2 separate regions of the Homo sapiens genome follow, and region 2 is linked to region 1. A link is an interaction called in ENCODE POLR2A ChIA-PET data of the cell type or tissue named here. Cell type or tissue: Panc1. All regions are shown on one strand. Each heading gives the region's core, and the rest is flanking DNA. Links, peaks and the distances in the headings are about the cores only. Region 1 overlaps MTHFD1 (methylenetetrahydrofolate dehydrogenase, cyclohydrolase and formyltetrahydrofolate synthetase 1). Region 2 has its middle 2.7 kb from the start of AKAP5.

Evidence for each region. ChIA-PET counts read pairs that join two places held together with the same protein. Peaks named below come from ENCODE experiments on the same cell type or tissue, not always from the same donor. Only the 100,000 strongest peaks of a DNase experiment are listed, where the experiment ranks them.
Region 2: POLR2A ChIA-PET joins it to region 1 with 7 read pairs; 13 of 35 experiments call an interaction of 5 or more read pairs at or near these places.

The regions. Positions count from the first base shown.
Region 1 is chr14:64,395,597-64,398,519 of GRCh38, reverse strand. The region is part of intron 1 of MTHFD1 (methylenetetrahydrofolate dehydrogenase, cyclohydrolase and formyltetrahydrofolate synthetase 1); the gene reads right to left. Among named protein-coding and RNA genes, the nearest start is that of MTHFD1, 8.7 kb to the right of the region's middle. In Panc1, for the core only: no CTCF peak of the experiment used is centred there; no DNase peak of the experiment used is centred there.
Region 2 is chr14:64,461,346-64,464,268 of GRCh38, reverse strand. It overlaps a transcript of ZBTB25 not described here. Among named protein-coding and RNA genes, the nearest start is that of AKAP5, 2.7 kb to the left of the region's middle. In Panc1, for the core only: no CTCF peak of the experiment used is centred there; no DNase peak of the experiment used is centred there.

The DNA of each region.
Region 1 (2,923 bases), core at 283-2,782:
GCTGGAGTGCAGTGATGCAATCACAGCTCACTGCAACCTCCACCTCCTGGGCTCAAGCCATCCTCCCACTTCAGCCTCCCAAGTAGCTGGAACTACAGGTGCACACCACCACACTTCAGCTAATTTTTGTATTTTTTGTAGAGATGGGATTTTGCCATGTTGCCCAGGCTGATCTTGAACTCCTGAGCTCAAGTGATCCTCCCACCTTGGCCTCCCAAAAGTGCTGGGATTACAGTTATAAGCCACTGCACCCAGTTCAAATTTTATTTCTAGTTAGTGACTTTGTTTTTTCAAGTCAGTATTCTCTACAATAATATAGCTCAAAAGAAGAATAGACCATTGGAATTTTTTTTTTTAACTGGGATTGGACCTGGATAGAGGCCACAATTCTGCTCTGAGACAAGGGAACAGGGAATACTGCAGTTTGCACTCCCCAGCAGTTCCAGCCCTAGCTGCTCCCCTGAATGACAACCAGATGTGGTGCTGGGCATAGCCTAATACCCCTACACAGTCACCCAGGCTCTCTTTGGCCCTAAGTCTTATATAATCATTCCTGCCGAAATCCGTTAGAAATTCCAATTCACTCTGTTTAACATCATGGCTGAATTTAAAATATTTAACATGTTATGACAGAGAAAAAAACACATTGCTAAAATATAACCTTTAACTCTTATTATGGATATAGAAAAATGAGTAAATAAAATAAAATATAACATGGACATTTCAACAGAAGCTATATGGTAGGCAAAGGAGGCAGCATGAAATTTACATGATTAAAATACAGCTGCCTTTAGACAACAAAAATGCTGAAATGTGCCATAAGCTTAGAGTAGTTCTCAAATAATTCTCAAATGGCACAGGGAAAACACTTTTAGTAACTGATCAGAGAAGAAGCAAAAACATTCACCTTCAAAATACAGGGCTTCGGGCCGGGCATGATGGCTCACGCCTGCAATCCCAGCACTTTGGGAGGCCAAGGCAGGCAGATCACGAGGTCAGGAGTTCGAGACCAGCCTGGCCAATATGGTGAAACCCCGTCTCCACTAAAAAATACGAAAAATCAGCCAGGCGTGGTGGCACGCGCCTGTAGTCTCAGCTACTCAGGAGGCTGAGGCAGGAGAATCGCTTGAACCCGGGAGGCAGAGGTTGCAGTGAGCAGAGATCGCGCCACTGCACTCCAGCCTGGGCGACCCACTGAGACTCCGTCTCAAAACAAACAAACAAACAAATAACAACAACAAAAACAACAGGGCTTCTTCTAAAAAAAAAAAAGTCTTCTTCTAAACAAGGACACAATTTATCCCCTGCCCCAATAGATTACTGTTTTTTATATATATATATATATATATATATATATATATATATATATATATATATATATTTTTTTTTTTTTTTTTTTTTTTTTTTTTTTTTTTGAGACGCAGTCTCCCTCCGTCTCCCAGGCTGGAGTGCAGTGGCGCGATCTCGGCTCACTGCAAGCTCCGCCTCCCGGGTTCAAGCCATTCTCCTGCCTCAGCCTCCCAAGTAGCTGGGACTACAGGCGCCCGCCACCACGCCCAGCTAATTTTTTGTATTTTTTAGTAGAGACGGGGTTTCACCGTGTTAGCCAAGATGGTCTCGATCTCCTGACCTCGTGATCTGCCCTCCTCGGCCTCCCAAAGTGCTGGGATTACAGGAGTGAGCCACGGCGCCCAGCTATTATAAGATTTTTAAAATGCAGAACACAAATGTTTTATTTAATATGTTTTATTCCCATTTTGTTCATTTGTTGATTTATTTCATTTGTTCATTAACAATTTTTATACTACTAAAAAATACTTCGGCTGGGCACGGTGGCTCACGCCTATAATCCCAGCACTTTGGGAGGCTGAGGTGGGTGGATCACCTGAGCTGGGGGGTTTGACACAGCCTGAGCGGTGAAACCCCGTCTCTACTAAAAATACAAAAAAAAAAAAAAAAAATTAACTGGGAGCGGTGGCGCATGCCTGTAATCCCAGCTACTCGGGAGGCTGAGGCACGGGAATCGCTTGAACCCGGGAGGCAGAGGTTGCGGTGAGCCGAGATCGCGCCATTGCACTCCAGCCTAGGCAACAAGAGTGAAACTCCATCTCAAAAAAAAAAAAAAAAAAACCTTCAAAAAATTTTTAAAAACTTAATATGTAGTTCCTTGTAAAAATAATTGTGATTGTAAGGCCACCTAGTGTTCCAAGAAATACATATATTTCAAATTGCTAGTCATTTAAGTCAAATTAAAACACTAAATTACCTTCTTGTTGAAAGAAAACTGATTTTCACCTATCACTAATATAGCAAAAGCTATATCAGTATACAAGACAGTCAACTGACAATAGTACTATTATTACATAAGAATATTTACTAAAAAAATTATTATAATTTAACCCAGACATTTACCAAATTTGACAGTTACCTCAAATACGTATTTGAAAGCTTAATGTGAGGAAGCTATTTTATGCTTCATTGAAAGTTTATAATGTAAAGTTCTTCCATCCAATTGTCTCTAACTCAAAGCCCTAAGAAAGCAAAGGTAAACTGCTTGATATTTATGACATGAAAATAAGTCAGAATAGTGTAAAATTTTAATGAATCCTATAATTCTTAGTGAGGGTAAAGTCCATCATTAATCCACACACACAATGACACAATAACTCACATTAAGCTTCTTGATCAGGGTTTTTCGATCTCAGCACCACTGACATTTGGACCAGATCATCCTTTGTTATGGGGACTATCCTGTGCACTGCAGGATGCTCGGCACCAGTCCTGGCCTCTACTGCTAGATGCCAATAGCATACCCCTTCCCCATATGACAACCCAAAAGACTCCAGGCATGCCCAATGCCCTGAGGTAGAGGGAGGAAAAAACTGCCCCATTTGACAACCTCTGATCTAATGCAATAAACGGA
Region 2 (2,923 bases), core at 164-2,663, 66 kb before region 1:
GCTTGAGTCCAAGAGTTTGAGACCAGCCTGGGCAACATAGGGAGACAAAAAAATCTAAAAAATTAGCTGGGCATGGTGGTGCACGTATGGTCCCAGTTACTCAGGAGCTCAGGAGGCTGAGAAGGGAGGATCACTTGGGCCCAGAAGGTCAAGGCTGCTGTGAGCCACTACTGCACCACTGCACGCCAGCCTGGGCAACAAAGTGAGACCCTGCCTCAAAAAAAAAAAAAAATTCAGTCAGCCTTGTTCACTCAGCAAACACGTCTATCGAAATGGTCTGCGTATCTCTCTATGGGTTGCTAGCGCTGCTTGTTGCCAGTTTTGAACTTTAAGCCAAAAGAAATCCATTATGCTTATAAGCAATTGAGAACTATTCCTTATTGAGATCCAAGGTTTCTCAAAACTAGCAGACCTGGGAGTTTGCAAGAGTTTCAGGCAAAAAATAAGATGAGCTTATTTAGGTGAAGACAGGGTAAAATAGCTGTCTTATTTTTATTTTTATTTGAGACAGGGTCTTGCTCAGGCTGGAGTGCAGTGGTACAATCCCTGGCTCAAGCAATCCTCCCACCTCAGCCTCCCATGCAGCTGGGACCACAGGTATGCGACCACATGCCCAGGTTCTTCTTCTTTTTTTTTTTTTTGTAGAGATGGCGTCTCCCTATGTTGCCCAGGCTGGTCTTGAACTCCTGAGCTCAAGTGATCCTCCTGCCTTGACCTCCTACAGTGCTAGGATTACAGGTGTGAGCCCCCATGCCTGGCCTTCACTTGCCTTTCTTTTAAACAAAATTAGTAAAAGGGAACTGAAAGGCAGTTTGAGGTGAGAGATGAATTTATTTAGTATTTGAAGGGCAAATTCGGACAGACTTCCTTAAGGTATATTACAAACAAGTCATCCCTGACCTCCACCAACACACATACACACAGAGTCACTCACACAGAGTATAGTACTATAAATAACATAGCGCACCATAGTTTTTCTTTAGGATATGACTAGAACTCAATGCCATATGTGTGTGTGTGTGTGTGTGTGTGTGTGTGTGTTTAATGTATCCAGTACCTCATGCATGAAAGAAACCTGTCATTCCTGAATTCAGGTAAGTGACAACGAAGGCTGTTTAAGCTATTACCCATATCATTGTCTACTACCCCATTAGTAGCTTTTCATTATATAACAGGAAATAGGCTATAAATGTATTTCTGCAATCTGATGAGAAATTATCCTACCTATAGCTTATCATGTTAATATCACTAGATACAGTGTGCCAGTAAAATAGCTTACATATTTATCTGAGCAATACTCTACTGATCTTACCATTTATCCCATCTTGATCTCTACCCATTGCCTGGGCCTATAGCTACCAAAAATGACTTATAACTCCTTGTTAATAGCTCTTACATTTCAGAGGCCTTCTGGGAATAAGCCCTCCAACCCCGTTCCCTGGGACACCATTGAATGAACCTGAGGCTCCAAGTCTCTGGTGGTTTCATCTGTTCCTGGGCACCATGAGGGTTGCACAGAGCCAACACAAACTCAATAGTAATACTGTTGCAATCTGTTTAATGTGGCAGCACATAAATGCTATCTCTTTTGAATTAAGACTGTGTGTACATCTTCAGTGCACAGAAACAGCCTCTGAAGTGAGATCAGAGAATGTACAATTTGTTTATCAGTAATATTACTAATAAGGGGAAGGAAGGCATTAGCAGCCCAGAGAAGAGAAAGGGCACGGGAAAGCCACTAATCTGGAGGGACTCTTAGCACCAAGGTAAAGGCACTAGACCTTCTCTGCCAGCACATGCTAATAGTTACCCCAAGCACTAATGCTTCTATAGGTCTTTTTTATTTTGACACAGGGTCTTGCTCTGTTGCTCAGGCTGGAATGCGGTGGCTCAGTCATAGCTCACTGCGGCCTCGAACTCCTAGGCTCAAGCAAACCTCTCACATCAGACTCCCAAGGAGCTAGGACTACAAGCGTGCACCACACACTCAGCTGAGTTTTGGGGTTTTGTTTTTTGTAGAGATGGGGTCTGTCTTGTCCAGGTTAGTCTTGAACTCCTGGGCTCAAGTGATCCTCCTGCCTCAGCAGCCTGGACAAGACAGTGAGACCCCATCTCTACAAAAAACAGAACTTCAAAACTCAGCTGAGTGTGGTGGGATTACAGGTGTGAGCTACCATGCCCAGCCCCTACCAGTATTGAGGATTTAAACCCATGTGGCTGTTGGCGATATTAGGAAACCTAAATCCTTTAAGATGATCCTTAAGTCACCATATCTGACAAGACTGCATCCTTCCCTTGTCTACAAAATGAATTCCCAGCAAATCCCATTCCAGGTGAAGTTTCACAGGACATTAAGAAATGTACCAGAAAGCGGTCGGGCACAGTGGCTCACGCCTGTAATCCCAGCACTTTGGGAGGCCGAGGTGGGAGGATCACTTGAGGCCAGGAGTTTGAGACCAGCCTGGCCAACATGGCAAAACCCCATCTATACTGAAAATACAAAAAATTAGCCAGGCATGGTGGTGCGAACCTGTAATCCCAGCTACTCGGGAGGCTGAGGTGGGAGAATCGCTTGAACCCGGGAGGCAGAGGTTGCAGTGAGCTGAGATCACGTCACTACACTGCAGCCTGGGCAAAAGAGCACGACTCTTGTCCCAACCCCCCTACCCCCCCTGCCAAAAAAAAAAAAAAAAAAGGAAAAAAAAAGTACCAGAAGCAATTAACTCTGCAAACAGGGCCTGGAGGATGCTGTGCAACAGGAACTGACAAGTGCTTACAATGTGCCAGGCCCTGTACAAAGCATCTTAGATGATGTGTTTGAGTAATTCCAGAACCGCCCTCACGAGGTAGGTACCAACAGTGCTCCTATTTCCATGGTGAGGATGTGGAGGCAGGGAGGTGGGTGAGGCTCTCTGCCATAGAG